2 separate regions of the Homo sapiens genome follow, and region 2 is linked to region 1. A link is an interaction called in ENCODE POLR2A ChIA-PET data of the cell type or tissue named here. Cell type or tissue: MCF 10A. All regions are shown on one strand. Each heading gives the region's core, and the rest is flanking DNA. Links, peaks and the distances in the headings are about the cores only.

Region 1 (15,386 bases), core at 5,673-13,672:
GAGGTGCACGCGCGCGTGCACACACGCACACACACATGTGCAGTGACTCTTACAAGGATTTAAGAAGAAAATCTTAGATATCCAAGGGTCCCACAAGTCTTTTGCGCATGAGAGCCACAATTCATGAAAAGAAAAAGCAATGTCTGAGGAAACAAAAATTCAACAAGAAATGCCCTCCATCCCTGGAATTGCCTGTACCTTTTTGGTCCTTCTCTGGTAGGCGAAGGCAATATCCTGTCTCTGTGCATTGCTGCGGTTGGTCAAAATGTTGACAATGGTGACCTCATCCACACCTATGGAAATACAAGTTGTTAATCGTTACTCAGTATACTCTAGTATTTTGGGCTTACATAGAAGGTGTCAAGCAGACTTTTTCAAACTGAAATTTATATACTGTTTTCCAAACTGAAATACCCAGACACCAAGATTTGTTCTATCTCTTTCGTCAGCATCCTCTACCCAATGTGTACACTCTCTTTCCTTTTTTCTTGAGAGCCTCAAACCTCAAGCTTAAATGGACCTTTTAAATACTTGTGGTTTAAAAACTATTTTATTCATAAATTGGTTTCTGGAATCAACAGTAGGAGGTGCATATGTGGGGCTTTGGCAGTCAGATGGAACAACAGAGATTTAGTAGGATTTTAAATGAAGGTCCCCAAATTGCCATTTAACTCGGGATTTAATAGAGAGTAACTGCAAACTGAATTAATAGAGATAATTATTTATACTTATTGCAGGATTATGGCTATATAAGCAGCTAGGTATAATTTCTATAATTATAAAAACTGTCATGACAAATGAGTCAGATTTAACACGGCAGTTGTATTTTTAATAGCATAATTGATTAACACAATCACACTTATTGAAGACAAAATTGTTTTGTAAGGAAAATAAACGTTCCACTGCCTTTAATCTTCAATAGGCAATTTTAATAATTAATTTTATAACTTTATTAAAAAGAGTAAGTGTTTTAATCTAAATTAAATCTAAATTGGGAGTTTTGAGGTGCCACCAAAATATTTTAGTACCTATTTTAATTGGAACATGTGTATTTACAAAGATAAGCAATGCCTTCTGGTGTCTGCAAGTTTCCAATTTCATATCAGAAATACTCCTAACATGCCATTTAACTTAAGAAAGCACAGTTTGTAAATTCAGAATGTGAAAAGTCTCTCTCCTGACTGATTAATAACTTTGTTTAATGAAAGAAACAGTCTTTGCCATAACTGGATAGGTAACTCTTGGGTGAGAGAGTAGAGTTGCTAAACCTACAAAGTCACTTGCAAACTACAAATGGCTTGGCCTGAAGAAAATCAGAGGAGTCCTGAAGAAACAGAAAGGTCAAAACTGTAACGCTTGAGACAAAGACAAACAGCAGATTGACAGAGGAAGTATTTTGAATTCTCAAGTGTGTTAGATCAAAAAGTATAAAGTTAGAATTTCTGGGTATAAAAATAAATAACTTTTTAAAATGTATATGCTCATTTCAAAGCAAGTCCATACCAATATGCTTGCTATCTTAACTGTAGCATCTATAACTTTAGCTCTCATTTTTAGAGTAGCCAAGGTAAACATAGAAATCCAATTGCTGCTGAGTCTCCCTCTCCCTCTCCCTCTCCCCCTCCCCCTCCCCCTCCCTCTCCCTCCACGGTCTCCCTCTGATGCCGAGCCAAAGCTGGACGGTACTGCTGCCATCTCGGCTCACTGCAACCTCCCTGCCTGATTCTCCTGCCTCAGCCTGCCGAGTGCCTGCGATTGCAGGCGCGCGCCGCCACGCCTGACTGGTTTTCGTTTTTTTTTGGTGGAGACGGGGTTTCGCTGTGTTGGCCGGGCTGGTCTCCAGCTCCTAACCGCGAGTGATCCGCCAGCCTCGGCCTCCCGAGGTGCTGGGATTGCAGATGGAGTCTCGTTCACTCAGTGCTCAATGGTGCCCAGGCTGGAGTGCAGTGGCGTGATCTCGGCTCGCTACAACCACCTCCCAGCCGCCTGCCTTGGCCTCCCAAAGAGCCCAGATTGCAGCCTCTGCCCGGCCGCCACCCCGTCTGGGAAGTGAGGAGCGTCTCTGCCTGGCCGCCCATCGTCTGGGATATGAGGAGCCCCTCTGCCTGGCTGCCCAGTCTGGAAAGTGAGGAGCGCCTCTTCCCCGCCGCCATCCCATCTAGGAAGTGAGGAGCATCTCTGCGCGGCCGCCCATCGTCTGAGATGTGGGGAGCACCTCTGCCCCACCGCCCTGTCTGGGATGTGAGGAGCGCCTCTGCCCGGCCGCGACCCTGTCTGGGAGATGAGGAGCGTCTCTGCCCGGCCGCTCCGTCTGAGAAGTGAGGAAACCCTCTGCCTGGCAACCGCCCCGTCTGAGAAGTGAGGAGCCCCTCCGTCCGGCAACCACCCCGTCTGGGAAGTGAGGAGCGTCTCCGCCCGGCAGCCACCCCGTCCGGGAGGGAGGTGGGGGGGGTCAGCCCCCCGCCCGGCCAGCCGCCCCGTCCGGGAGGTGAGGGGCTCCTCTGCCCGGCCGCCCCTACTGGGAAGTGAGGAGCCCCTCTGCCCGGCCAGCCGCCCCGTCCGGGAGGGAGGCGGGGGGGGGGGGGGTCGGCCAGCCGCCCCGTCCGGGAGGGAGGTGGGGGGGTCAGCCCCCCGCCCGGCCGGCCGCCCCGTCCGGGAGGTGAGGGGCGCCTCTGCCCGGCCGCCCCTACTGGGAAGTGAGGACCCCTCTGCCCGGCCAGCCGCCCCGTCCGGGAGGGAGGTGGGGGGGTCAGCCCCCCGCCCGGCCAGCCGCCCAGTCCGGGAGGGAGGTGGGGGGTCAGCCCCCCGCCCGGCCAGCCGCCCCGTCCGGGAGGGGGGAGGGGGGATCAGCCCCCCGCCTGGCCAGCCGCCCCATCCGGGAGGGAGGTGGGGGGGTCAGCCCCCCGCCCGGCCAGCCGCCCCGTCCGGGAGGGGGGAGGGGGGGTCAGCCCCCCGTCCGGCCAGCCGCCCCGTCCGGGAGGGAGGTGGGGGGGGTCAGCCCCCCGCCCGGCCAGCCGCCCCGTCCGGGAGGGAGGTGGGGGGATCAGCCCCCCGCCCGGCCAGCCGCCCCGTCCGGGAGGTGAGGGGCGCCTCTGCCCGGCCGCCCCTACTGGAAAGTGAGGAGCCCCTCTGCCCGGCCAGCCGCCCGGTCCGGGAGGGAGGCGGGGGGGGGTCGGCCAGCCGCCCCGTCCGGGAGGGAGGTGGGGGGGGGGGTCAGCCCCCCTTCCGGCCGGCCGCCCCGTCCGGGAGGTGAGGGGCGCCTCTGCCCGGCCGCCCCTACTAGGAAGTGAGGACCCCTCTGCCCGGCCAGCCGCCCCGTCCGGGAGGGAGGTGGGGGGGACAGCCCCCCGCCCGGCCAGCCGCCCTATCCAGGAGGTGAGGGGCGCCTCTGCCCGGCCGCCCCTACTGGGAAGTGAGGAGCCGCTCTGCCTGGCCAGCCGCCCCGTCCGGGAGGGTGGTGGGGGGTCAGCCCCCGCCCGGCCAGCCGCCCCATCCGGGAGGTGAGGGGCGCTTCTGCCCGGCCGCCCCTACTGGGAAGTGAGGAGCCCCTCTGCCTGGCCACGACCCCGTCTGGGAGGTGTGCCCAGCGGCTCATTGGGGATGGGCCATGATGACAATGGCAGTTTTGTGGAATAGAAAGGCGGGAAGGGTGGGGAAAAAATTGAGAAATCGGATGGTTGCCGGGTCTGTGTGGATAGAAGTAGACATGGGAGACTTTTCATTTTGTTCTGTACTAAGAAAAATTCTTCTGCCTTGGGATCCTGTTGATCTGTGACCTTATCCCCAACCCTGTGCTCTCTGAAACATGTGCTGCGTCCACTCAGGGTTAAATGGATTAAGGGCGGTGCAAGATGTGCTTTGTTAAACAGATGCTTGAAGGCAGCATGCTCGTTAAGAGTCATCACCACTCCCTAATCTTAAGTACCCAGGGACACAAACACTGCGGGAGGCCGCAGGGTCCTCTGCCTAGGAAAACCAGAGACCTTTGTTCACTTGTTTATCTGCTGACCTTCCCTCCACTATTGTCCTATGACCCTGCCAAATCCCCCTCTGCGAGAAACACCCAAGAATGATCAATAAAAAAAAAAAATAAAATAAAATAAAATAAAATAAAAATAAATCCAATTGCTGGATATGAGATTCAGCTTCAAAGATGCTTATTTCAGCATTGTATACAATATTGAAAAGTAAAGTAGAAAAAACACCTGTGTCCAATAAGAGGCTGATTAAATGTTCTTTTTTCCATGTAATGGGATACTATGCAGTCATTTAAAATGATGGCATGGAAGTATTAATTAATGTTGGAAAATATCCACAATAAAGGTACTGTTAAGTAAAAAAAAAAAAAGGTTGCAAAGCAGTATGCTCTGTATACTCTCATTTTTGTAAAATGTGTATGCACGTATAAGAAAATACCTAGAAGTCTCTATATCAAAATTTTAATAGTGATCATGTGAGTGATGGGATTATGTATAATCTTTCTTTTGATTATCTGTACTTTCAAAGTTCACCATAATGACCATAAATGGGTTTTTTTTAATACCCGGTGAGTGGCAGGCAGTCATTGCTCCAGAATCGACTAGTGACTTCACTTCAAGAGAGTCCCTGTATAACTCTAAATACTTCAGTTAGAAAACACAGTATGCATGGTAATTAGGAATTACATCTATATAATTCTCTTCAGTTTCCAAACATCGTAAGACAAGCTATGTTATTTAATCCTCATAACAACCAAGAGGGGATAGCTATTTCTCTTTCTATTTCATAAGTGGAGGCTCTAAAGCTCAGAGGGACTGCAGCCCATCCCTGTATGTGTTATGTGTGTAAACATTTGTCCTACTGGGGTCTCAGCTTCTATATCTGCACAAGAAGGGGGCTTGAACAATGACCCCCCACTTCTGCTTCCACAAAACACTAATGGATATAATTAAGCTTTAACTTATATTTTGTTTCATTTAGGAACGGGCAGAAGAGATTGATTCAAAGACTCTAAAATACCCACAAAGTGGACGTGTGCCTGGGCTGCTGTGCATTCATGCCTACCCACACATGCGTGTTCGCTTGCTCGTTTGCTCCCTTGCTCTGTCTCTCAAAATTCTATGGCTCTAGGTTTCTATTAGGAAAACCACTTGTTTATTAACGTGTTTTGCCTTGTACTTAATTTTATTACCCACAACTGAAAATACTGAAGAACCATCACAAAATACAATTCTATCCTCTAACCTCAATTCTAATACTTCCAGAAGTCAACCTAGGGGCCGCTGGCCTGAAGGCATACCAAGAACAGTGACCCATAAAAAAGTATTCTCTCTTAAAAACAAATGCAAAGTCTGTGTTTGGGTCAGAATGTGGTTCTTGGCCCCACCTGCATTAAAATCACGTGAAGCACTTATTAAAAACACAGTCCCTTAGGCTGCACCTGAGAACTACTAAGGAAGGCTCTGTAGAACTTGGGACCGAGGAAGCAGCACTTCAACAAACTCCCTAGTAATTCCTTATTTGAGAATCACCAACAGAAATGGATAACCATGGTGGGAAATGGAAATGTCTCTAGAAATCTACCTATCTAAAAGACTTCTATGTCACTTCTACCAACTGCTTTTGTGAGGTACAGGATCGACTACAATTTTAGGAAAAGAAGTGCTTACTTTTGTCCAAACAACCCAGGTAAGAAGTAACATCTAAAGAGTTCACTCCACAAGCCGCAATGCAGTCCCACACTCTTAGCCAACGACACAGCTTTTTGCCCTTCTTTCCATAGCAGCTAAGTGTCCAGCCAGCACTGATAGAATTTAATCCAATTATCGGAGATCCCCATAAAGAGCCTGGGTGGTTAACGTGAATCTTACCTAGGAGGCAGCAACAACCATAGTCTAAAGGAATCAAAATGTATTTTACCTAAATTATTTACCAAGCAAACAGCCAGCTGAGATGCAGTATCTAACATGCTGGGACTTTACAAGTGAACAGCCGTAATGCATTGCACAAGTGCTAATGCCACTAACTACAAAGAAATGAAATGGAGGCTGTTTCTGCCAGCAGAAGATTCCCCTCCTACCGCCCTGCCCAAGAACCTCACCTGCATCAGCTATTTCTCCCATACCACTGTCTGCATGTTTCAAATTGAACTGGAAAGAGGAAAAAATCATGGAGCCAGGATCAACTGCCTAGTCAAAGCCACTTAAGTCATGTCCTATATTGTAATACCAAATACATGCATCTGCAAATGGGATTGAACCATCTTATCTTTAGAACACTGCTGCTTCCTCTTGCCCTGCTATTGTAATTGGTGAGGCCATTTATTCCTGTGAAAAATTGTTCAGTACAGGTTGAGGTTGCAAGGGTCATCCGGTTACTCACCATTTCTACCCAGGATGCAACTGAAGGACTCGGACGGAACCTCGAATACCTATGTCAGCACAATCATCATCAACAATGCACAACCAGTGCCAGGACACCAGAAAAGCTCTAAATTGAATATAGTGCCAGAGGCCCAGGAGATGGGGCTCTGCCTCCCTTGATTTATACTCTCTGACCTCTCGTGTTCCAGTGCTTAAGGAAGTGTTTGCTGGGCGGAAGGGCACAGGGTCTAAAGAAACTGTGTGGGTGGGGCGAGGGCATAAAGAAGAAACAGAAAACCTGAATATCACTTTCTTTTCCATCCTCTTCCTCGTGTGTCTGATATGAGTGATCACAAAGTCATCTAAGCAAAGGCTCTCCCCAAAGAAGAGTGATGTGGATAGGGTGACCCCACAGAATATGGGTGAGAACATGAATTCTGTGATCCAGGCAGATTTTTTACAATTTTTTTTCAAAACTAACAGAAGTTACAGTTTTCCAACATTGGTGAGGAACCAAGACACAAATGTATTTGGCTCCTGATAAGAAACAGCACAAGGAAATCTTTAAGCATTTACTCGTTGAACGAAAATAGCCAACTAATCTAATTAGCTAACTACAACAATATTTTCAACACCTGGATCGTGGGCACCCCCAGAGGTCAGTCACTGTTCCAAATGCCAGTCAGTCCGAAGCAATAGCTTTGCCAAGGGAATGCCACGGGGAGGTGTTGCTGACAGCAAGGTGCCAGTAGAAACCTGGGGGTCATGGGTCCCATAAATCATTCACCATATTTTTCAAGCACAGAGAATATTTGCAGTTTAAAATGATGGCTGGATCCAAAACCACAAAATCAGCCTCCTGGAGTTTCCTCCTCCTCTCTGCGGGTGGAAACCCCAAGTCAGCTCAAGCGCCTGGCATTCCATGGAAAATGTGTGTCTTTATTGTCCATGGCAAGGCACCAACAGCCGTTCTGAACAGGATGCTGACTCACATCTGCCGAGACACACTGACTGCACAAAGAAAATGGATTTCATTTGTGTTTGATGAAGGTCTCGGGAGAGTGGGGGTTGACTTGGAAAACAAAGGAAAACTGTCCAGATCCTCTCCTTACCTAGATTATGGGGAAGACCACGACTTGACTTGACTAAGATTACTGAGCATACCAGTATCAAAGCTGAGAAGAAATCATCTTTACTAAAAGAAGGTCAGAGGCATGCCACAAAGAGAGGACAATGCCACAGAGTTATGGGTGTGTACACGTGGACGTAGTTCATTTATTATAATAATAGTAACCTTTTGCCGGGCGCGGTGGCTCACGCCTATAATCCCAGCACTTTGGGAGGCCAAGGTGGGCGGACCACGAGGTCAGGAGTTTGAGATCAGCCTCACTAACACGGAGAAACCCCATCTCTACTAAAAATACAAAATTAGCCAGGCTTGGTGGCACATGCGTGTAATCCCAGCTACTCGGGAGGCTGAGGCTGGAGAATCACTTGAACCTGGGAGACAGAGGTTGAGGTGAGCCAAGATTGAGCCATTGCACTCCAGCCTGGGCAACAAGAGCGAAACTCTATCTCAAAATAATAATAATAATAATAGTAACCTTTTACTGAGTACCTACTATGTTACAGGCATTTTTATCAGATGCCCATATTCTATCACGTACTTCTCACCACACCCATCTGAGGTGGGTGCCATTGTCATCCCGGTTGTACTAATGAGGAAACCAATGCTCATAGAAGGCAGAGACTCACTCAAGGTCACACAAGCAAGACACTTGCAGGGCTGAGATTCAAACCGGGACTAAAGACCCTGGCTCACTGCACTAGGCAACTCTGCCTCCTGTGATAGAAAATTATGCAAAACTTGAAAATAAAGCAAGAGGAAGACAGCATATCCTCCAGGTATGTGCTGGAGCACTATCTCACAGGCCCAAAGACTCCTGCTCAAGGGGCCTGCTCTTACCTGACGTGCTACTTACTACTGATTTGGGCATACACTCTGTGGGGTTACATGTTAACTTGTAGATTTTGGTCCAGTAGAAAAGATAACCCCAAAGGTTGTGGCTTCACTACCCTATAGGACATTAATGGTCTTGTATTCAGCTCAACAATCTTTCCTTTTTTTTTTTTTTTTTTTTAAACAGGGTCTCACTCTGTTGACCAGGCTGGAGTACAGTGGTACAACCATGGCTCACTGTAGCCTCGACCTCCTGGGCCCAAATGATCCTCCTGCCTCAACCTCCTGAGTAGCTGGAAGCACAGGCACTCACCACCAACACCCAGCTAATTATTAAAAATATTTTTAGGGATGAGGTCTCCCTTTGTTGCCCAGGCCCTCCCAAAGTGCTGGGATTACAGACAAGAGCCACCACACCCAGCCTGGCCCAACAATCTCATTCCAACATTCTTTTCTCAACACTTACCAACATCCAGTATCTCAAATTCCCTCTGAACCAGCCTTACCTCAGTGCATTAAAAGTTTAGTATATGTTTATCCTATGAGTCAAGTTTGTACCTTTTTAAAATTATACTTTGATACTTTTTCATACCACACTCCACCATCTAGCTCCTACAAAGGATATGGTACAATAATGTGTCAACACGTGTAGAGAACTGGGCTGAAATTTTTACATACAAATGCACTTACATTTGGTAATCTGTAGATAATGATTTGCCACCTGGTAATAATGCATGGCCACTAAAGGGATAACCCAGTTGAGGTTTTCTTCAGCAGAAAGAGCTAGAAGACTCTCTTCTGAGGAGAGACATGAATAACTCAGCAAAGGGAGGAAGTCCTTCCAAACAAGCCTGTTAGGCCAGCCAGTCATCCATCTAGTGAGAGAGATTTTTAGGGAGAGAAAAGCTCCCCTCTAGCCATAGGACTACCCAAAAGCACCTTCAGCCAGGGTGCTGGCTGGCCCGGAACCCCTGCTGTAAAAGTTGCCCCTCTGGGTCATCCAGCACAAGCGAGCACTGTGTCTCCAGAGCGTCTCTCATCAAGACAGGACACCCAGCAGGCTGACAGATGCCAGGGGAGGCCTCTGGATAAGTAGCAGCCACAATATAGTGCTTTGGAAACTCCATGGGACTCAGACCTGTGAGATCCTGGGGCACATTAGTTCTCTTCCTAGGCCTAGGTATCTCACCCCTATAGAACAGAGATAATGATAATACTTATTTTACCAGGATGCAGAAAAGACTGGCTGAGTTAACGACTAGAAACACATCTACTGCCTTCATTCAGCTTCTCTGTCACAAGCCTGGCCCCTGCCTGCATTTGAATTTCTGCCTGTGAAATATGGGGCAAAGAAAGATAGAGAACATTTTTGCCATTGGCACACATGGATGAGTAGTCCAGTTACATGACAAACTCTGGCAGCTGCCAAGAGATGGGAGAGAAAGTAGGCATTGCACAGGGTGAAATGAGGCAGGGGAGTTGGGTGCCTCTCCCAAGCCTGGCACAGCTGGGGCACACAGTCTCAACTCGGGGAAAGTGTAGTTTAGCTAAGTGCCTAAGAAGTGGTTTTGGTCCAAAAATCAGATTTCTTCTATTTCCATTCTGCTTTGATCTCACTTCAGCTGAGTTCCTTAGAAAGGATTTAAGGTATCATCGACTTGGTAATCTCACCGGCTGCTTTAATAATCTAGAACCTTGTCTGCCTTCCATGCAGAATTATATTTCTGAAACAAGCTACAAGACCAGCAGGAAAACACAAAGTACACCACTGCTCAAGATTCAAATCAAATCGTCAGTGAAGGAACATGCATAAAATGCAAGCCCTGTATTGTGCTCTGCTACTCCGTCAGCCTCATGGGACAGAAAATTAAAAAATGTGAACAGATGCGAGAGAAACCAACGCAGCCACCCTTAACTCACTTGATATTGGAGAATTTTCTTGGCATTGCTGACACCAGATTAGAATCTGGTTACTGCCATTGTCCCTGGGTGAAACTGGTATTTGGATTTCCTCAGGGAAAAGAGCTAACTGTTTTTTAAAAAAAGAAAGAGCTGAAGAGAGGCAGGTGATGAAAGCTGATGCTTACAATTAGAAAGGCACCAAGGACTCCTTTTCCAGTGTTTGATAGCTACGTGGCTCAGGTCTGGCACCTACATAGATACATAGACAAATATCACTACAAAGAAAATCTGTGCTGGCAGAGTCACAGGGTGGCTGTGACTCAGCACTGGCCTCTTTGTTCCCAGCACTGCTGTAAGATGAGAAGTCAGTCTAAAGTAAACTTGAACACAGAGAGAAAGGCCTCAGCAACTGGGAAGGGTCCGTTCCCTCCCGTTCCCTTCCAGGAGGGTGAGAAGGCCCTGGGCTACGTGAGTCACAGAAGAGCTCACACTCAGACCTGCTCTTGTTGGTTTAGCTCCTCACTTGCAGCCCTCCGTTAGAGGAGAGAGGCTACTTTTCCCAGCCAGTCTGCCTCTTGGCGCCCTCAAGAGAATATATTTCTAATTGTTCTGCTCAGCCAAATGAATATACCTGGCGTGCAGGTGAAACCAAAAATATCCATCCTGGCTTGTTCTGCAGTGGCATGGGATGTTAGTCTTTTGGCCACAGAAATCTTAAGCAGTTCTATTTTAAAAGTATAAGAAAAAAATAAGTGCAAAACTTCGTGCAGTTATGCTTCTATACTTGCGCTTCTGAGAAAGGGGGGAGAAAAATCACCCACTTTTGCATCCCTTCCGGAGAACACAAATACTGCTAAAATCAAAACTGGCAATAATAATAGGGTAATTCATTACCCTCCCCTTCCAGAGAGAGACCAAAGCTGTACCAGTTTATTGGCACTTACACTAACTCTGGGGTTGTGCTGCTGCTAATTACAGTCTATTTTCTGGAGTCTCGATTCATCCTTTTCTAATTTAGCTGACTCTCCTTTCTAGTTATTTGGACCCATATGGTAAACCATTCACAGCTGTGTTGTACACGCCATCGTATATATTTAACCCAAGGCCAATCTAAACCAAGAGACTCCTACAGATTAAGTCTCAGCAACCTCTTGTTAATTAAGCAGTATTACTACTTTTGCATGACTGTACTCAGTTTCTAACCAGACATAAATTAAGGTAAGTCGTTGCATAGTCTACCTCAGGACGGAGCATACATAAAACAATCCTGCATTTGGTTTAGGCAGCACAGGCAAAAAATACTGAGATCCCTTCAAACTAGAAACAAAGCAGACTTATTTTGATTTTAGCAGTATTGTGCTTCTCCCCCCTTCTCATAAGCACAATAAACGAGTATGTAGAGTATGATGAGAACACAGACCAAGAAATAGCTGGTTCTGCCTTCTCAGAGAAAGCTTGTTGATGCTGTGCACTGGCCCAGGCTGAGAGGTAAATGGGAACTGCGCAGATGTTTGAGGTGGGGAGGAAGGAGGCTACACGCTCCTCAAAGAACAAAGGCAGAGGCATGCTCTGTAGAGGGCCGTGAACAGAGCCAGAGACGAGGCTAGAAAGATACTCTGTAAAGGCTGAAGCAGGGAGGTCCCTTAGAAGACAGATGCCATAGGCCAGGCGCAGTGGCTCACACCCGTAATCCCAGCACTTTGGGAGGCTGAGGCAGGCGGATCACCTGAGGTCAGGAGCTCAAGACCAGCCTGACCAACATGGAGAAACACCATCTCTACTAAAAATGCAAAAAAAAATTAGCCGGGCATGGTGGCACATGCCTGTAATCCCAGCTACTCGGGAGGCTGAGGTAGGAGAATCGCTTGAACCCGGGAGGCGAGGTTGCAGTGAGCCGACATTGTGCATTGCACTCCAGCCTGGGCAACAAGAGCAAAACTCTGTCTCAAAAAAAAAAAAAGAAGACGACGACGACAGATGCCATAACAGCTCACAGGAGAGGGGTGACAAGAGTTAGGGGAAGGGGTGAATAAGAGCTGCCTCCCAAGCACTGGAAAGTGAGCCAGGACAGGTATTTTTGGTTTTGTCTGCACACCTGGAGGTATATTCATTCAGTTGAGCACAGCAATTAGGAATATATTCTCTCGAGGGTGCCAGGAGGCAGACTGGCTGGGAAAAGTAGCCTCTCTCCTCTAACAGAGGGCTGCAAGTGAGGAGCTTTAGCTCACACCAAGAAGAGCAGGTGTGACTGACAGTTCGTCTGTGAGAACAGCCTTCGTGACTCCTGCAGCCATGCCCTGGCCATGGCAAGCAGTGCCCCCAAACAGGTCTCTGACCAGCTCTACCCTCCTCGCCATCATCCCACTCCAGGCCTGCTCCTGTGCACCATCCGTGTACTCGACAGCAGCTGATTAAGCCTCCTCCAAGGTGGCCTGCTCCCAGCTCTTCTTCCTGAGAGCACACAGACCACAGGGAAATCAATGGAACATTACATGGAGTGGGTAGCGTCCCGGCACACTCACACACACGTGTGTACACACGGCTACCCCCGTCTAGGAGAGAAAGAGGGCCAGTCATCGTCACATGGTCCTCTGGCTTTTGTTTCTATCAATACTTGAGGTTTATACCGTGTCCTTTGATGTCAAGGAAACACCAACTACTTAGTATTGTCTCTTCCCGATGAAGGGTTAGAGGTGGGAGTGGGGCCAAGGTGTGGTGTAAGCTTCTTAATTACACTTAAGGCAAAAGGCATTCTAAAAAAAGAAGGTAAGATCTTAATTAGCTCATTTTTAAGTGGTTTTAGTTATCCAGTATCTAATAATATCAAGGAGAAGGAGGAAGGAACAAAAGGGTTGTTATCCTTTCCAACTAATGACTTCATTTTTGTTTTTAATTAAGTTTACTGCCTTCCACTATGAAAGTAATACAAGTCATCATAGAAAATTTGCAAAATACAGAAATACAGAATATACTGAAAGCCCAAGAAAGGAAAAGGAGCAATTGCCCACAATTCCATATACAGGCATACCTCGGAGATACTACTGGTTCGGTTCCAGACCATCACAATAAAGCAAATATAGCAATAATGCAAGTCACACAATTTGGTTTCCCAATGCATATAAAAGTGTGATTATATTATATTAAGTGTGTAATAGCATTATGTCTAAAAAACACATAACTAAATTTAAAAAATACTTTTATTTCTAAAAAATGCTGGCACAGAGACAAAGTGAATAGCATTGCCACAAATCTTCAATTTGTAAAAACCATAATATCTACACAGTGCAGTAAAGGAAGGACCATGAAGTGACGTACGTCTGTTTCCATTGCTAATGCCTTTTATTTTTTCTTTTTTGATTAAAAGAAATCATAGGCCAGGCCTATGATTTCACACCTGTAATCCCAGCACTTTCGGAGGCCAAGACAGGTGGATCACATGAGGTCAGGAGTGCGAGACGAGCCTGGCCAACATGGTTAAACCCTGTCTCTACTAAAAATACAAAAATTAGCCAGGTGTGGTGGTGCATGCCTGTGGTCCCAGCTACTCAAGAGGCTGAAACAGGAGAATTGCTTGAACCCAGGAGGGTTCTGCCAGGAGGCAGAGGTTGCAGTGAGTCAAGATCATGCCACTGCACCCCAGCCTGGGCAACAGAGTGAGACTCCGCCTCAAAAAGAAAAAAAAAATGGTTGTGGTTGTGATCACATAGCATATACCATCCCATTTCTATTTCTTGATGCAACTGACACATTTAAGGTGAATGGATGTTAAAATGAGTGTTAGGGAAGTTACTGTGGTGATGACTGCACAACTCTGCAAATACACTACTAAACACACTGAAATGTACACTTTATATAGGCAAATCGTATGGCAGATTAACTGTATCTCAATAAAGATGTTGAAAATTATTGACAAACTTTATTTTTCCTATCTACATTCTGCAGACATTCTATGTAATACAGAGAGTTACACATTATCTATGTAATATAGTTTTACTTATTTACTTAATGATTATAAGGAAGTATACCTCAAGACATACTTCCCAACTAAAAGATTTATCTGGTCTTTCACTACCATAACCAATGCTAATATTAGCACTGAGCTCTTACGAATATCATATTCTTTCTTCGCAATAGTTCCTAAAAGGATTTAGGGTTTTAATAATGCCAACAATCTAGAAATTATTTTAAAGGACCAATGGACTTGCAAAACCTACTTACTCTCTAAAATCACTAAGCATCAAAAATAAGTAGGCTGGGTGCGGTGTCTCATACCTGTAATCCCAGCACTTTGGGAGGCTGAGGTCAGCGGATCACTTGAGGCCAGGAGTTCGAGAGCAGCCTGGCCAAGATGGCAAAACCCCGTCTCTACTAAAAATACAAAAATTAGCCAGGCATGGTGGCACACGCCTATAGTCCCAACTACTTGGGAGGCTGAGGCATGAGAATAGCTTGAACCCAGGAAGCAGAGGTTGCAGTGAGCCGAGATTGTGCCACTGCACTCCAGCCTGGTGACACAGCAAGACTCTGTCTTACAATATATATATAAATAAGTAAATAAATAAATAGGCCAGGCGCGGTGGCTCACGGCTATAATCCCAGCACTTTGGGAGGCCAAAGCGGGTGGATCACGAGGTCAGGAGTTCAAGACCAGCCTGCCCAAGATGGTGAAACCCCGTCTCTACTAAAAATACAAAAATTAACCAGGTGTGGTGGCGCACACCTGTAATCCCAGCTACTCGGGAGGCTGAGGCAGAGAACTGCTTGAACCCAGGAGGCAGAGGTTGCAGTGAGCCAAGATCACACCACTGCACTCCAGCCTGGGTGACACAGCGAAACTCCATCTCAAAAAAATAAATGAATAAAAATAAAATAAATAAAAAGTGGACCTAAGTGAAACTCACTGAACATTAAGTCTGGGGGAAAAAAAAGGAGATGGAGAATCTAAAGCTAGACCACAAATATGAGACTTAACAGAAGTCAGTAAGACCACAGATGAACAATGTTTTTCATATCTGAAAATAATTCAAGGCAATGAAAAAAATCCAAGGCAATGAAAAAAATCCATTCCTCACAGGTGAGTGCTACAACATTATGGTGCCTAAGAACACAGGCCTAGGGGTGGACAGAGGTGTGTTCAAATCCCAGTTTGATCCAAGGCCAAAAGACCTCAGGCATACTAATCC
Region 2 (15,386 bases), core at 4,465-12,464, 660 kb before region 1:
TCTTTTTTTCATTTTAATAATTGTTTTTTGTGTTTTGACTATTAAAAAAACCACTCCCTAGCAAATGAATTTCTTGGCTCAGCTATATATATTTGTAAAGTATTAATAAAAACGTGTGTATTTTTAGGTTCTTCTAGCTAGGGTACAATATATTTCCGAAGGTGTCCTAGGGACCTCTTAAATAAGGAATCTTTTTGTTAAATTAACAAATCTATTCAAAATTAAGCTTCTTATTTCTGTTTATTTATTTTTTTTAAGTCACAGGTTGTGGTCTTCACTGCCCATCTTCTCCTACACCCTTATAAAATGGTTTGGTATTTCATTTTTGATCTAGGAAAGAATAATTCATTTTTATCTTCATTTAATTTTAATAGTCAAGGAGTAGTCTATAAAGATTGAATAAATTTAATCCTTCTGCAATTAGTGTCAAGTTAATTCATTCTGGATGTGAATAACTGAAGAAATACAGACCCTCCCACACACTGACAGACACCTTTATCAGGTGTAATGTTTTATGTAAATGATTCTACTTGAAAGGAAGTTGTCTTGTTTCTCCCTCCTCCCTTTCTGTCCTTGTTAATTGTTTTTAAACCTAAACTTTCTCTCCGCATTTTCTCAGGACTATAGTACCATTCACTGGATCAACTGTGTTGATCCTACAAAGGTAACACATTTTGCCGCTGATTTGACTCCTTTGCACAGAGAAATTCTTCAGTTTTTCCCCTCTCATAAAAGTTCACAACCATGTAACTTCTGTGGGTTGCTCCAGCAAGGATATGATCAGACCTCATGAGGATTAAAAGGATCTGGGTATGTCTCGTGTGCAGCAAGCAGATAGGATTATTGTAAGCAGCCTTTTGTCTCGCCCAACACGATCCATCTGAATCATCCCAGATTTGATCAACCCAGAGATGACTTCTCTGAGCCAGAATATTTTCCCTCCTATGGAGAAGCCAAGATACAAAAATCTATCAGGCAGGTTAACATCTAAAACACTTAAAATAACCTTTCTGCTTTTTTTCCATTAAAATCAACACTTGAGGTTATATAGCTGGTGTTCATATAGATTTTAAAATGAACCACCTTAATACATAAGGAATATAACAATCTAATATACTTTTAATTTCAGTGCAGCTATAAAGGCATACTGGCTATTACTAACATGACTCATCAAGTTTTTTTAAAAGATAATTTAGTTATCTCTTGTCAAGTCACTATTTAATGTTACTTTCTACATTTGCTGTGATAAGCATTAAAATCTATATATTGGTTGATAAATCATTGTTTAGGAGTGTCTAAAGGGTACAGTAAATGGTATGAAATTGCCATAGTGTAGTAAATGGTTATTTGATAATGAATGAAATTGTTTGAAAATACTGTTAAAATGTCAAGTTTAAACATATAGATCATTACTCAGAAGGAAGGCAAACATGGAAACCACAGTGACATCATAAATATACTGCAATAAACACATTTATTTATACCAGGCAAGTTGTAGGTACTTTGTATAAATGTGTACAAATTGATATATGAAGTTAATTTCAATCTGTAAAAGTAATTGCATTGGTTTAACTTATTTAACTCTCCTTACAATAATATTTATTGCAGAAAAAGAAGGTAAAGAAATAAATGATGATAAATAGATAAAATACATAGGAAATGGGAATTGTTTTACAATTTAATTATACTGTCACATGAAATTATCACACAAATACACCAGTCCGACAGCAGAAATACATTAAAACCCTATTATCCAATGTAGGGAACAGTTTTTTTTGTTGGCCTTTATTTCATTTACACATTTAAGATAATTTTCTTTTTTTCTACCAGCATGAAATGTCTAAACAATGTCAAAAGCAAAAAGAGTAAGTCAGGAACAAAAATTACTTTCTGAAAACATGTTCTGCTTTGTGCAATGTTGTGAAGTCTGACATGCAATCTAAGAAAAGAGCAGCAACCCCCAGTCCCCCATGACGGGTGTATCGAAGAAATGTAAACTCAGGAACTCACAATAGACAGTGAAGTTAATTGGTTTGTTAGACTTCTGCAGAGCTCATAACATGTGCAAATAACTTTACAGCTGTACATCTGAAATGATAGAACATTTCATTTTGGGATAAATAAATATATACTGCAAAGATTCAATGGTTTTACAAAGCCAACTAACATTTATTTCCTAATATTTATGAGGCATATGCTAGGTGCTGTGGCTGTTACTCAGGCTCTGTCCTGAAGAGGCTGATTATCTAACAGGAGATGAGATATGTTTGTAAGAAATAAGGCATTTATATCAGGTGTAGCTGTTTATTTGTTGATATGTATATTGGGTTATTTTGCTCCAAGTTTTAAAATTATAGGTTGAGACCAGAGCACAGTGTCACAAACCTTCCAGTAAAATGTTTAAAACCTGGAATCAGTTTCTGCCTTTGTTATTTAATTATCCTAAAAGTGCTGTAACACACTGAAAAATATGTATACTAGTAACATATTTAGGTTATTAGAGCAAGGATAATTTCATTCATTCTATAATGGAAAATATAAAATTTAGTTTGAGAAAAATGAACATGATAATGAAAATAAACTAGTCAAAGGAAAAATTAATTGAAGGGATGTGTGAGAATTGAAAATAATCATAGGAGTGAAAAAAGGTTTAACACAATTAGTAATATGAAGTGATTAAAAATATATGCAATTTCTTTATGTGTCAAATATTTAACCATGGACAATAAACTAACTTTTTAGATGATTTTTAGTTTTTATGAAATAAAGCCATATTTCTTTCTCATTTTTCTCAATGTCTATTCAAAGTGAAGGCAAATGTCTGGATCTTTCACAGTGTGAAGGTTAAATAAGACGTTGTAAACACTCACAATGCCTGGAACATAACAAATTGGGTTTATTTTTCTGATTTGTCATAGAATGCCCAGTGGAGAAACATAAATGATGAATGAAAACCCAGAAGAAAGTTTTCATGGACTTAATTGACCAGACAAGGGCTCATCTGAAATTAATTATGTTGTTCTCTAAACTAAAAAAACTTTGATAATTTTCTTACCTCTGGTATTTGAAGCATCTTTTATAGTATCGGTTTTACAGAGTCATTTTATAGTATAGTCTGTATTCATTTTATGTGTTTATTTATGTATAGGTTCTGTTACTTGCATCTTTTTTTTTTTTTGAGACAGAGTCTCATTCTGTTGCCCAGGCTGGAGTGCAGTGGTGTGATCTCAGCTCACTGCAATCTCCACCTCCCAAGTTCAAGCAATTCTCTTGCCTCAACCTCCTGGGTAGCTGGGATTAGACGTGCATGCCACCACGCCCGGCTAGTTTATTTGTATTTTTAGTAGAGATGGGGTTTCACCATGTTGGCCAGGCTGTTCTTGAACTCCTGACCTCACCCGCCTTGGCTTCCCAAAGTGCTGGGATTACAGGCATGAGCCACTGCCCCTGGCTACTTGTATATCTTTCAATGGATAATTTTTTCTTTTACAGGCATGAGCCACTGCCCCTGGCTACTTGTATATCTTTCAGTGGGTAACTTTTTCTTAAGTAAAACAAGCAGTGAGAATGATGGAAATACAGTTACAATAACATTCACATTGTTTAAAAATTTAAAAATAATAAGAATAAAGTCAATTTTAGTATGTACTTCCATTTTATTGCTATTAAAAGATAATTTTTAAGAAGTCCAATTTAATGATAAAATAAATGTAAACATAATTCGTATCAGAGAGGGAGCTATATCTGATTTTTCTTAATAGCATGATATATGGTAACTAAAGTGTGTCTTAAATCTTAAGGGTTTTTTGGCTCATTTTGACTTCAGCTAGTGAATTCATTTATAGAAGAAAAAAGGAGACACTGAAATAGGTAAAATACAATAATGAAGGTAATTCAGACATGACAATGGAAAATGGAGATGCTTAAAAAGAAAATTTAGAGTATCAGATATTGATGAGAGTAGAATCATAAAATATTATTCCTAGAATGGTTTTCATATACCTATAAATTAAATAAATTGACTCACTTCTGAACGTTAGGGTCTTCAAAATGATATGTATATACTAAAAATATGATCCTTTTTATTGGCTATTGCTACAGAAAGGGTCATAAGTAATTCCAACCATTATTAGAATTTAGAAGACATCATTTATTATACTTCAGAATGGCCTGTTATATACAATCATTTTTAAAGAAAATATTGAATATGGGAGGTAGTTAACTTTCAACATATTGAAAATATTGTTAATTTAAAACTCAAATTTCTTTATTCTCAGAGGAGCAGTGCTTACCCATTAAAAAAATGTGTACCCCTACCTTGAATTTAAAAGTAAAACTCAAGAAAGGCAAGCAATATAGTAAATCAGAGGGTACAAGTTGCCATCATTCTAAAATAGAGCTCTTTTGCCTTTAATTTCTAATGTGCTCTCAGTATGAATGCTTTCACAAACACTTCTACTATTCTTACTGTTCCTTCCTGTTCCCCCATGTCACCTACTTCTCATTTGACATTCTTTCCTAAACTGTGCCATTTGGGTGTCTGGGGAAGTTTGTGTGCTTCTGTATGAAATTGCAAGAAAACAATGGGGGTAAATCCTCCTGTTTCCCTTAAGGTGAGTGATAGGTCTTACAACAGTTTACTCCCTCTGTTTATGCAGAGATAACATTCAAGTCAGGTCAAACATAAATAGGAAATCACCAGTTGTATCTGCATTTTGTATCAGAAGAAGGATGACCGTGGGAATGCTGCCACAGACCTTCTTAAGGCTTGACCTGTCACAGATACCCATGTTAACCTGTAGGCAAGAACCTCCCTAGGATGTGAAAAATAGGGATAAAATTGCCCAGAGTTCTGTGCTTGGAGTTCTAAACTTTTCAGGATTTAAGCAGCGGTTGCTACATGGCATCAAAGAGAGTGGAGGAGAAAAGGATGCTGTCAGTTGGTGCCAAAACCAAACTGGAAATCCTGGTGCATATTTGCATAAATATGCTGTCTGGGCTTGGAAGCCCTTCTTACCGCAGACCTCTTCATCACCCTGAACATCGCCTTTTGAAATATTTCTGGCCAGGTGCTGTGGCTCACACCTGTAATCCCAGCACTTTGGGAGGCTGAGGCAGGTGGATCACCTGAGGTCAGGAGTTTGAGACCAACCTGGCCAACCTGGTGAAACCCTGTCTCTACAAAAAATACAAAAATTAGCCAGGTATGGTGGTGGGCGCCTATAGTCCCAGCAACCCTGGAGGCTGAGGCAGGAGAATTACTTGAACCTGGGAGGTGGAGGTTGCAGTGAGCCGAGATCATGCCACTGCACTCCAACGTGGGTAACAGAGTGAGACTGTGGCGCAAAAAAAAAAAAAAAAAGAAATATTTCCTCCTCTTCTTTTCCTGTTTAAAACAACAATTGTTGTTGTTTTGTTAGATTTCTCTGTGTAAAAATAAATTATTTTATTTAATTCAATACATATATATTTCTTGCAGAGGTTGGTGTTTGGGAGGTAGAAGAAGGGAGGATATTACATAGTATGTTGTGACTCCAGCCTTGAAAAGCCCTAAAGATCTAGACAGAGGCCTGTTTCACTAGACAGATACTAAAACTACTATACAGTGCTTAATTTTTTTTATCTTTTTTTTTTTTTTGAGACGGAGTTTCGCTCTTGTTGCCCAGGCTGGAGTGCAATGGCACGACCTCGGCTCACTGCAACCTCCGCCTCCCGGGTTCAAGGGATTCTCTCCTGCCTCAACCTCCCGAGTAGCTGGGACTACAGCACCCGCCACCACACCTGGCTAATATTTGTTTTTTTAGTAGAGACGGTGTTTCACCTTGTTGGCCAGGCTAGTCTTAAACTCCTGACCTCAGGTGATCCACCTGCCTCAGCCTCCCAAAGTGCTGGGATTACAGGTGTGAGCCACCGTGCCCAGCCAGTTCTCTCTCTTTTTTTTTTTTTGTCTTAAGTCAGGTATAATTTCTGTCTATTAAATTCACCCTGTTTGGATATACAGTTCCATGAATGACAAATGTGTACAGTCTTGTAATCACCATTACAATGAAGATAGAGACTATTTCCATTATCCTGAGAATCCTTTTACCCGCCACCTACCCTCAGCCCCTGGCAACCATTGATCTACTCTTTGTTCTTACAGTTTTGCCATTTTGACAATATCATATAAATGGAACCACACAGCATGTAGTCTTTTTAGTTTGGCCTTTTTCACTTAGCATAATGCTTTTTGAGATTTATCCATGTTGTTGCATGTATCAGTAGTTGATTCTGTTTTATTGCTAGTATTCCATTGTATGGATGTATCATAATTTATCCATTAATTGAGGTATATTTGGGTTAAGTTTTTGATGATTATGAATAAAGCTGCTATAAACATTTAAGTACAAGGTTTTGTGTGTATCTATGTCTTTGTTTTTCTTGGGTAAATACCTAGGAGTGAAATTTCTGGATTGTATGGTAGATGTATATTTAACTCCATAAGAGACTGTCAAAGTCTTTTCCAAAGTGGCTATCCCATTTTTTATTCCCTCTGGAACGAGCGACATTTCCAGTTGCTCTGTTTCCTTGTCAGCACTTAATATTGTCAGCTTGTTTTACTTGAAGCAGTCTAACAGATATGCAATAAAGTAGGTTGTATTTTAATTATTTCACATCTATGACACTTGATTCCATGGGGAATTTAGTGAAATGTAAGTAATTCTGTCCACTAGGAGCTTGTTTTCTAGTTGAGAAGCGAATACAAATACACACAAAAGTCAAATGGAATATTTCGATAGTAGTCCAAGATGGTAGCAAGAAAGATAGCAGAAGAAAGTACACTGATTTTCATGGAATTATGTTAATCATTGTTCTGGCAATGATTAAACTAGTCATAGTTAATCATTGTCCCTGCATTTTTTCTTGTGAACATCAAGTCTAATGGACTCTTTCTTTATAATTTATTACTAGTTTTTTCTTCTTATATTCTGCTGTCAGTACCTCAGTTCAGGACTTTTTCTTCTCATCTTAAATTACTATAGCAATTTTTAACTGATTTTGTGTCTTTTAAATTCTTTCTACTGCAAGTAGTCCTAATTATAGCTGTTAAACAAATCTACTTAAAACAGTTTTCTGTTGCCACATAACAAATTAGCACAAGCTTAGTGGCCTAAAACAACACTCATTTATTTGTTCCCAGTTCTATAGGTCAGAAGTCTGGGCATAGTGTGGCTGCATTCTCGGCTAAGGGTCTCACAAAGCTAAAATCAAGATGTTCACTGGGCTGGGGTCCCATATGGGGCTTGGGACTCTTTTCCAAGTTTATGTGGTTGTGGCAGAATTTAATTCATTGGGGTTATAGGACCAAGGTTCCTGTTTCTTACTGGCCATCAACAAAGACACGCTCTTAGTTTCTTGAGGTCACCTTCATTCCTTGACACATGGTCTCTTTCATCTTCAAAGGCAGCAATGGGAAATCTCTCACAAAAAATTTTTCTAATGCTTCAAATCTCTCTCTTAATCTATTGAGGAGAGCCAAATCCCATTTAAGGGCTCACTGGACTAGGTCATGTCCACCCAGGATAATCTCTCTTTCTTAGAGTCAACTATTCCATAAACCATAACCTAATCATGGTTGTGATATACCATCATATTCACAGATTTCATCCACACTCAAGGATGAAGGAAATAATGTATACAGTAGTCCATTTCCAAGACAAAGTGCCTTAGATTGGCTTAGGTCAGCAAACTACAGAAGAAAAAGGATATTCTAGGCCCCTGCTTGGATAGCCAACACCTGCTTATCTGCCCCACCCCTCTTAGTTGCCCTCACCTGAACCAAATAAGTTTTTTTTCTTTCTTTTTTTGAGATGGAGTTTTGCTCTTGTTGCCCAGGCTGGAGTGCAATTGTGCAATCTCTGCTCACTGCAATCTCTGCCTCTCTGGTTCAAGCGATTCTCCTGCCTCAGCCTCCCAAGTAGCTGGTATTACAGGTGTGTGCCACCACACCTGGCTGATTTTTTGTATTTAGTAGAGACGGGGTTTCACCATGTTGGTCAGGCTGATCTCGAACTCCTGACCTCCAGTAATCCTCCTGCCTTAGCCTCCCAAAGTGCTGGGATTACAGGAAAGAGCCACTGTGTCCAGCCAAATTTCTCTTTCCATCATAGTTTTGTTTGGCTCTCTTTCTTATAATTTGTTTTCTTTTTTCTTTTTCTTTTTTTTTTTTGAGACAGAGTCTCACTCTGTTACCCAGGCTGGAGTGCAGTGGCACAATCTTAGCTCACTACCCTATCCATCTCTCAGATTCAAGCGATTCTTATGCCTCAGCCTCCCGAGTAGCTGGGACTACAGGCACATGCCACCATGCCCAGCTAATTTTTGTATTTTTAGCAACAGTGTCTCACTATGTTGGCCAGGCTGCTCTCGAACTTCTGACCTCAAGTGATCTTCCCGCCTTGGCCTCCCAAAGTACTGGGATTATAGGCATGGGCCACTATGCCCCGCCAGAATTCATTTTCTTCTTGTAGTTTAGAATTTAGGTTTTCAGACTCATTTAGAGTGGGAGGTTTTTATTTTCCTTTGCACTTTCCTCTTACTGTCTAGTGATTTTAAAATTGCCTGTACATGATCTCCTCCAGAGGCCTCAGGCTAGAACCCAGTCTGGTGTCAGTTGTTCCTAGATCCAGTCTTAGAGGATATTCATGATATTCAAGGTGATATTGGATCAAGTCCAGGTCAAGAGGAGATATACACATCCTCTTATCTCCCTTGATATTCATTTACTTGTAAATCATACCCCTGGACCAAAGCATCCTTGAGCTTGAACAGAGGAGTTCCATCCCTAGTCATGGTTTCAAACAGCTAGAAGGACTCTAGTCCCCTGCCTCTTCTTGGGCACTTTAGTCCCTGGTATCTCAGAGAAGCTGAACTCCTGACCTTCTCTATATGCTTCCAGATCTAGGGTGTATTCCACAGCTGCAGCCCCATCCATTGCAAGGTTCTGAGCAGATTGGCTTGATATGATGCACATTTAAAAATAATTATTCTGGTTACTGCACTGGAAATAATCTTTGGGGGATCAGCAGTGGAGTTGGGTGGGGTACAGGCAAGGGTGGAGGCAAAGAAGAGACTAGTGAGGAGGCTGTTGTAATGATCCCAGTCAGAGACGATGGTGGCCCAGATCAACACGAGGGAAAACAAAGAACTAAGGATGCTTTCTAGAGTCCCACTGTGAGCAGCTGGGTGGATGATAGTGCCATTCACTGAAATAGGAAAATAAGCTGAATATTTTCCCAAATGAGTGAAGTGGTTGCCCAAACCCAGGTGATTATGGGTTATTGCAGGCACCCTGAATCTGGTCTCTAATGTTAAGGTTAAAGGTCAGTTGGACCAAAGGATCAGAGCTCCCTAAAAGGATAGGTTCCTCTAAAACTGGAATGGAGGCCAGTGCAGTGGTGGCACTTGTAGTTCTAGCTACTCAGGAGGCTGAGGCAGGAGGATTGTTTGAGCCCAGGAGTCTAAGACCAGCCTGGGCAACATAGCGACACCCCTATCTTAAAACCAACCAACCAAACAACACCACCCAACCCTTTCCTCCAAAAAACAAGTGAACAAACAAAAACAAAAGAATAAAATCCTAAATTAAAAAAAAATAAATAAAATTGGAATGGGTCTTCCCGGGCTGGGGGTGTGATAAGGAAGCCCTTTGGTATTGACAGTCCATGACTTACTTAGACCCAGCTTAAGCCTCTGTTTCTGTATATTCATTGTCATCTACTTGCCTGAGTCAGCCTGTGTCCAGTCCTTCTGAGATGGGGCTATCTCCCTAGTGTGTGATACCTCTGTTACCTTGGCAGTTAGCCTTGGCATCCATACTGTCTATGAGAAATCAAAGGATAATTCAGATTCACAACCAAAGTGTCATTTAGGACATCTCTCTTCATAGAAAGTGAAATCAAATGTTGAGGCAATTATGAAAATTATTCAGGCAAAGACATTTCTTTCTCCCTTATATGGATGTTTCATGACAAATTTTTGGGCCTGTCATTAACTAGCTCATTACTTTAATTAACCACTTCATTATGAAAGTGTAGACACAGCTTTAAAATTATTTATACTGTTTCTTCCTGTGTGTAAATAATTGTGAAGTAAAAATATTAATTTATGAATGTAATTGTGTAGGTGATCAACCCAAATTTACTCAGAACTAGCAATTAGTGCATGCAAATCAGCTAAGACAAAAGCCTCTATGATCCTGTTCAGAATACAGGAAGAGTTAATTTGCAAAAATGCCTGCTCCCAGCCCATCTGATTCTCAAAAGTCACGTTCTTTCCTCTGAGAATCAGAAACTGACCATATTTGTTGTCAGCTGTTTGATCACTCTTAATGCCCTTGCAAACACAGGAAATAAAATGCTAACAAATCATCATCTATTACCTAATTATATTTATCTAGACAGATAAAGTTGGGGGGGAAAGAGTGGATTGTACTTTTTTAAGAAAGGCATTTCTCTTTTGGCAAACAAAGACGAAATGTATAGCTTAATTATTCCTCATAGGCCAGACAGAGCCTTTTCTGTTAATCATACCCAGGTCCTGAGATTTTTTTCTTTCCCAAAGAGGTGTAAATGTGTGTTGACTCCCAATTAAATCAGTACCCTCTCCAGTGGGAGTAGTGCTAATGGGATTTAAGTGTTTGTGAGGTTTCATGGGAGCCCACAGTAGAAAAAAATTCTGACGTAGATGGAATGTCACTCCTTCAGCAATACAAATATCAACTAATACTGAATAGTTCAGCTGCCTTGGACATCTTGAACTGTGGAAGCAACTAGAATTATTCATCTTCATTAAAAAATCATGCTGTCTGTGAATAGCAGCTGTTGAGTTGTCTGATCATTGGACAATACGTGGGCATTTATGTCTGTACTATCTATTTCAAAACATACTGTTCTGAAGTTTTATCAGATGCATTCACAGGTCTCTCTAAACAGAGTTACATCCCCTGGCTACTGTGATGATATATATTCTTAACTCTATGTGCCTTGGGGAAGGCACTCATGTGCAGGCTCCTGAAGGTGAGGGTTACCTTGAAAAGGCACAGCCTGGAGTGGTTATAGAGGATAAAGATAGGTGTGGAATCCACTTCTCATTTACTCACGAGTTCAGTGTTTTAATTTTTATTTCTCCACTTGGTGTAACACCTAAATATCTCTACCAAAGACAGAGATGCTAGTGTTTGGAGAAAAAGCAACAAGTAGACTTATATCACTACTCACAGTAGTGGCAGACTATTTATCAGAGGCTGATAAATAGTGCCATCCATATGCTAGGTATTTTACAACATTACTTCTTTTCTTTTCTTTTTTTTTTTGAGGCAGAATCTCCCTCTGTCACCCAGGCTGGAGTGCAGTCGTGTGATCTCAGCTTACGGCAGCCTCCACCTTCTGAGTTCAAGTGATTCTCCTGCCTCAGCCTCCCAAGTAGCTGGGACTACCGGCACACACCACCACGCCTGGCTGATTGTTGTATTTTCAGTACAGACAGGGTTTCACCATGTTGGTCAGGCTGGTCTCAAATGCCTGACCTTAAATGATCCGCCTGCCTCGGCCTCCCAAAGTGCTGGGATTACAGGCGTGAACCACTGAACCTGGCCAGTTCTTTATTGATTTTTAAATAAAAATATCAGTTAAATCTTGCTTTCTATACACACACACACATATATTTGAGACAGAGTTGCCAAGGCTGGACAGTGGTGTGATCATGGCTCTCTGCAGCCTGGATCACCTGGGCTTAAGCCATCCTCCTGTCTCAGCCTCCTGAGTAGCTGGGACTATAGGCACTGCCATACCAGGATAATTTTTTTATTTTTTTTCAGAGATGGGGTCTTGCTATGTTGCCCAGGGTGTTCTCAAACTCCTGAGCTCAAGCTATCCTCCTGCCTTGTGTTTGCTTTTGTTTTTACTTAAAGCAAACACATTACAACACATAAACAATTCCAGCCTGGGCCAGGAAATCTGCCTTTATATTTCACCTAGATCTTTCTTTCTTCCCCTTCCTTTCCCTTTCTTTCCTTCTTTTCTTTCTTTCCTTCTTTTCCTTCCTTCCTTCTTTCTTTCCTTCCTTCCCTTCCTTCCTTCCTTCCCTTCCTTCCTTCCTTCCTCCCTTCCCTTCCCCTTTCTTCCTTCCTTCTTTCCTCCCTTCCCTCCTTCCTTTTTCTTTTTCTTTTTTTGATGGAGTTTGGCTCTTGTTGTTCAGGCTGGAGTGCAATGGCGCAGTCTTGGCTTACCACAACCTCTGCCTCCCGGGTTCAAGTGATTCTCCTGCCTCAGCCTCCTGAGTAGCTGGGATTACGGGCATACGTCACTATGCCCAGTTAATTTTTTGTATTTTTAGTAGAGACGGGGTTTCTCCATGTTGGTCAGGCTGGTCTCGAACTCCCAGCCTCAGGCGATCTGCCCGCCTCAGCCTCCCAAAGCGTTGGGATTACAGGCGTGAGTCACCGCACCTGGCTCACCTAAATCTTTCATATTGTAACTATAGGGTGTTTGCTTTGTTAAAGGGTTAACCCTTCAACATACAGTTTCTCTGTAAAATAGCTCTTGAATCGATTTCCTTCCATTCTTACTGTCTGTGCCATAGGTTGGATTCTTGTCATGTCTTCCTGTGTCCCAAGCCTAGTCTCCTAACTGCCTTTCCTCTTCCATCTCTTCTCCCTTCCAATTCAGCTTCCATGGCTGCCATAGATAAGGAATAGAATGTCAGTATTTTTAAAGTACAGCAAAGTATTTGTTTATTGACGATCTCCCCTTGCCTTAGAATACAAGAAGGGACTTAGTTTTGTGCCCTGCTGTATCCCTAATGCCTAGAACAGTGCTTGGCACATAGTAGGTGCTCAGTAATGAATGGATACGTTTGTGTGGAGTGACTGCTCCCTTTCCATCATTGATCGAAATCTTACTTGTTTTTCAAGTCACAGCTAAACCTCCCTTAGTCATTTCACTCTGAGTTTTTTTTTTGAGACAGAGTTTCGCTCCTGTTGCCCAGGCTGGAGTACAATGGCGCGATCTCGGCTCACCGCAACCTCCCGCCTCTCGGGTTCAAGCGATTCTTGCACCTCAGCCTCCCAAGTAGCTGGGATACAGGCACACACCACCACACCCGGCTAATTTTGTATTTTTAATAGAGACGGGGTTTCTCCATGTTGGTCAGGCTGGTCTTGAACTCCTGACTTCAGGTGATTTGCCTGCCTTGGCCTCCCAAAGTGTTAGGATTACAGGCGTAAGCCACCACGCCTGGCTCTCTGAGCATTTTTATTCATCTCATAGCACTCATCAAATTCTGCTTTGTATTAAATTATTTCCCTACAAATTTATTACCCCACTAGATTGTAATTACCTCAATGCAGGCTCTATTCTGCCCACCTGTTTCCACTACAATGTATAACACCTTAATAGTCAATTAGCATCAAGGTTGCGAATAGTCTTCATTCTTCAGCAGGTGACTATGATTATCCTAAATGGTCAATTCCAGTAACCTCACTGATTTAAAATAGGGGCTTTTTCAATCAACATGCACACTGAGCATTCACGTCACAGTTAGAATCTATGGGGGACACATATAGGGTATGCTGTTGGTCCTTAAGTGGCTTACTGTTTAATTAGGAATGTAAGATGATTCTGGTTACCACAGCATCAGGACCACCTGGGTGCTTGTCAAAAATTTCTGTACTCTACCCAAGACCTCCTGAATCAGAGTTTCTAGGGAAGATTGCTGAGAATTTGCATAATTAGGAATCTCCCCAAATAACTTATTCTCAGTAAACTTTCAATTAAAGAAAGCCCCGGCCGGGCGTGGTGGCTCATGCCTGTAATCCCAGCACTTGGTGGGGCTGAGGTGGGTGGATCACTTGAGGTCAGGAGTTTGAGACCAGCCTGGCCAACATGGTGAAACCCTGTCTCTACTAAAAATACAAAAATTAACCGGGTGTGGTGGTGCACGCTTGTAATTCCAGCTACTCAGGAGGCTGAGGCAGGAGAATCGTTTGAACTCAGGAGGTGGAGGTTGCAGTGAGCCGCAACTGCACCACTGCACTCCAGCCTGGGCAAGAGAGCAAGACTCCATCTCAAAATAAAAATAAAAATAAGTATAAAAACAAATAAAGCCCCAGTCAGCTGCAGTCCTCCTTTCAACTCCAAGATGGCATATTTGATCTCTAACTATAGACCCAGCCAGCTCCCAGTTCCTAGAAATGATACTGAGTTCTTTTAGACCAACATGCAGTGGCTTAGTATCAAATCACTGGCACAATAATTCTGGTATCATTCATTCATTCATTCATCAAAATTAATGGAGAACTTGCTGGAATTTTTTTTTTTTTTGTATACCCTTGAGTCCTGGGTTTTATTTGTAGATTTCGACCTTGGTCCTGATTCTCAAATCCTCATCTGCCAATCTTCTTATTAGGGAAGTTTTCTTTTAGAGTAAAGTCTCATTTTACTCTTGGTTTTCCTCTCTGCAGAGACCAGAGCTCTTTCCTGAGCTTTAGGCTAGCTTCTGCAGCCTAGCTGTTTGTGGACGATGCTCCCAGAGGCTGAATGCTTACCCCTCTGGCTTCTGGCTTTCACCTGGCCCACTGAATGCCAGGTCTCATGCCTGCCCATCTGTCCTGGCTCATTTTAAGTAAATGGATACAACTTTTATATGGCTAGTAAGGTTCAAAAGATAAAATATATGAATAGGTAGCTTTTCCAATTATAAAGGGTTATACAAATGCTAATTACCATCATGAAACGATAGGGTCCTAGGCATAAATGTGGGATATCAGCCCAGAGGTGCTGGGATCCAGCTGTGTGTTCAGCGCATTGAAAACATAGGAGACCACTAACATCCTCCTTATAGTTTCAAAGTTAAATGGAAACAAGGCCTCATAAATGCACCATATTCAGAAGCACATGAATTGCAACAAACAGCCCTACTTAATGTTTACTTAAAGCTATGCAAAAAGCCTATTTCTCTCTCTCTCTAACTCTCTGTATAAAAGGAAAACTAAGGCTGGGCGCAGTGGCTCATGCCTGTAATGCCAGCACTTTGGGAGGCCAAGGTGGGCGGATCATGAGTTCAGGAGTTCAAGACCATCCTGGCCAACATGGTGAAACCCAGTATCTACTGAAAATACAAAAATTAGCTGGGCATTTTTTTTTTTTGGTGGTCCATGCCTGTAATACCAGCTACCCGGGAGGCTGAGGCAGGAGAATTGCTTGAACCGGGACCCAGGAGGCAGACGCTGCAGTGAACCAAGATAGTGCCACTGCACTCCAGCCTGGGCTACAGAGCAAGACTCTTTCTCAGAAAAAGAAAGAAAGAAAAAAAAAAACAAGACAAAGAAAAAGCAAGACTCTGATTAG

What was found. Peaks named below come from ENCODE experiments on the same cell type or tissue, not always from the same donor. Only the 100,000 strongest peaks of a DNase experiment are listed, where the experiment ranks them.
Region 2: POLR2A ChIA-PET joins it to region 1 with 5 read pairs; 2 of 35 experiments call an interaction of 5 or more read pairs at or near these places.

The regions. Positions count from the first base shown.
Region 1 is chr15:60,364,231-60,379,616 of GRCh38, forward strand. ANXA2 (annexin A2) reads right to left here. Exons shown (of 13, transcript NM_004039.3): 4 at 199-293. Among named protein-coding and RNA genes, the nearest start is that of ANXA2, 26 kb to the right of the region's middle. RefSeq lists enhancers at 2,972-3,620, 3,621-4,268, 6,842-8,041. In MCF 10A, for the core only: no CTCF peak of the experiment used is centred there; DNase peaks (open chromatin) are centred at 6,441, 7,301, 9,710 and 10,631.
Region 2 is chr15:59,701,238-59,716,623 of GRCh38, forward strand. No RefSeq gene overlaps it. Among named protein-coding and RNA genes, the nearest start is that of BNIP2, 20 kb to the left of the region's middle. In MCF 10A, for the core only: no CTCF peak of the experiment used is centred there; no DNase peak of the experiment used is centred there.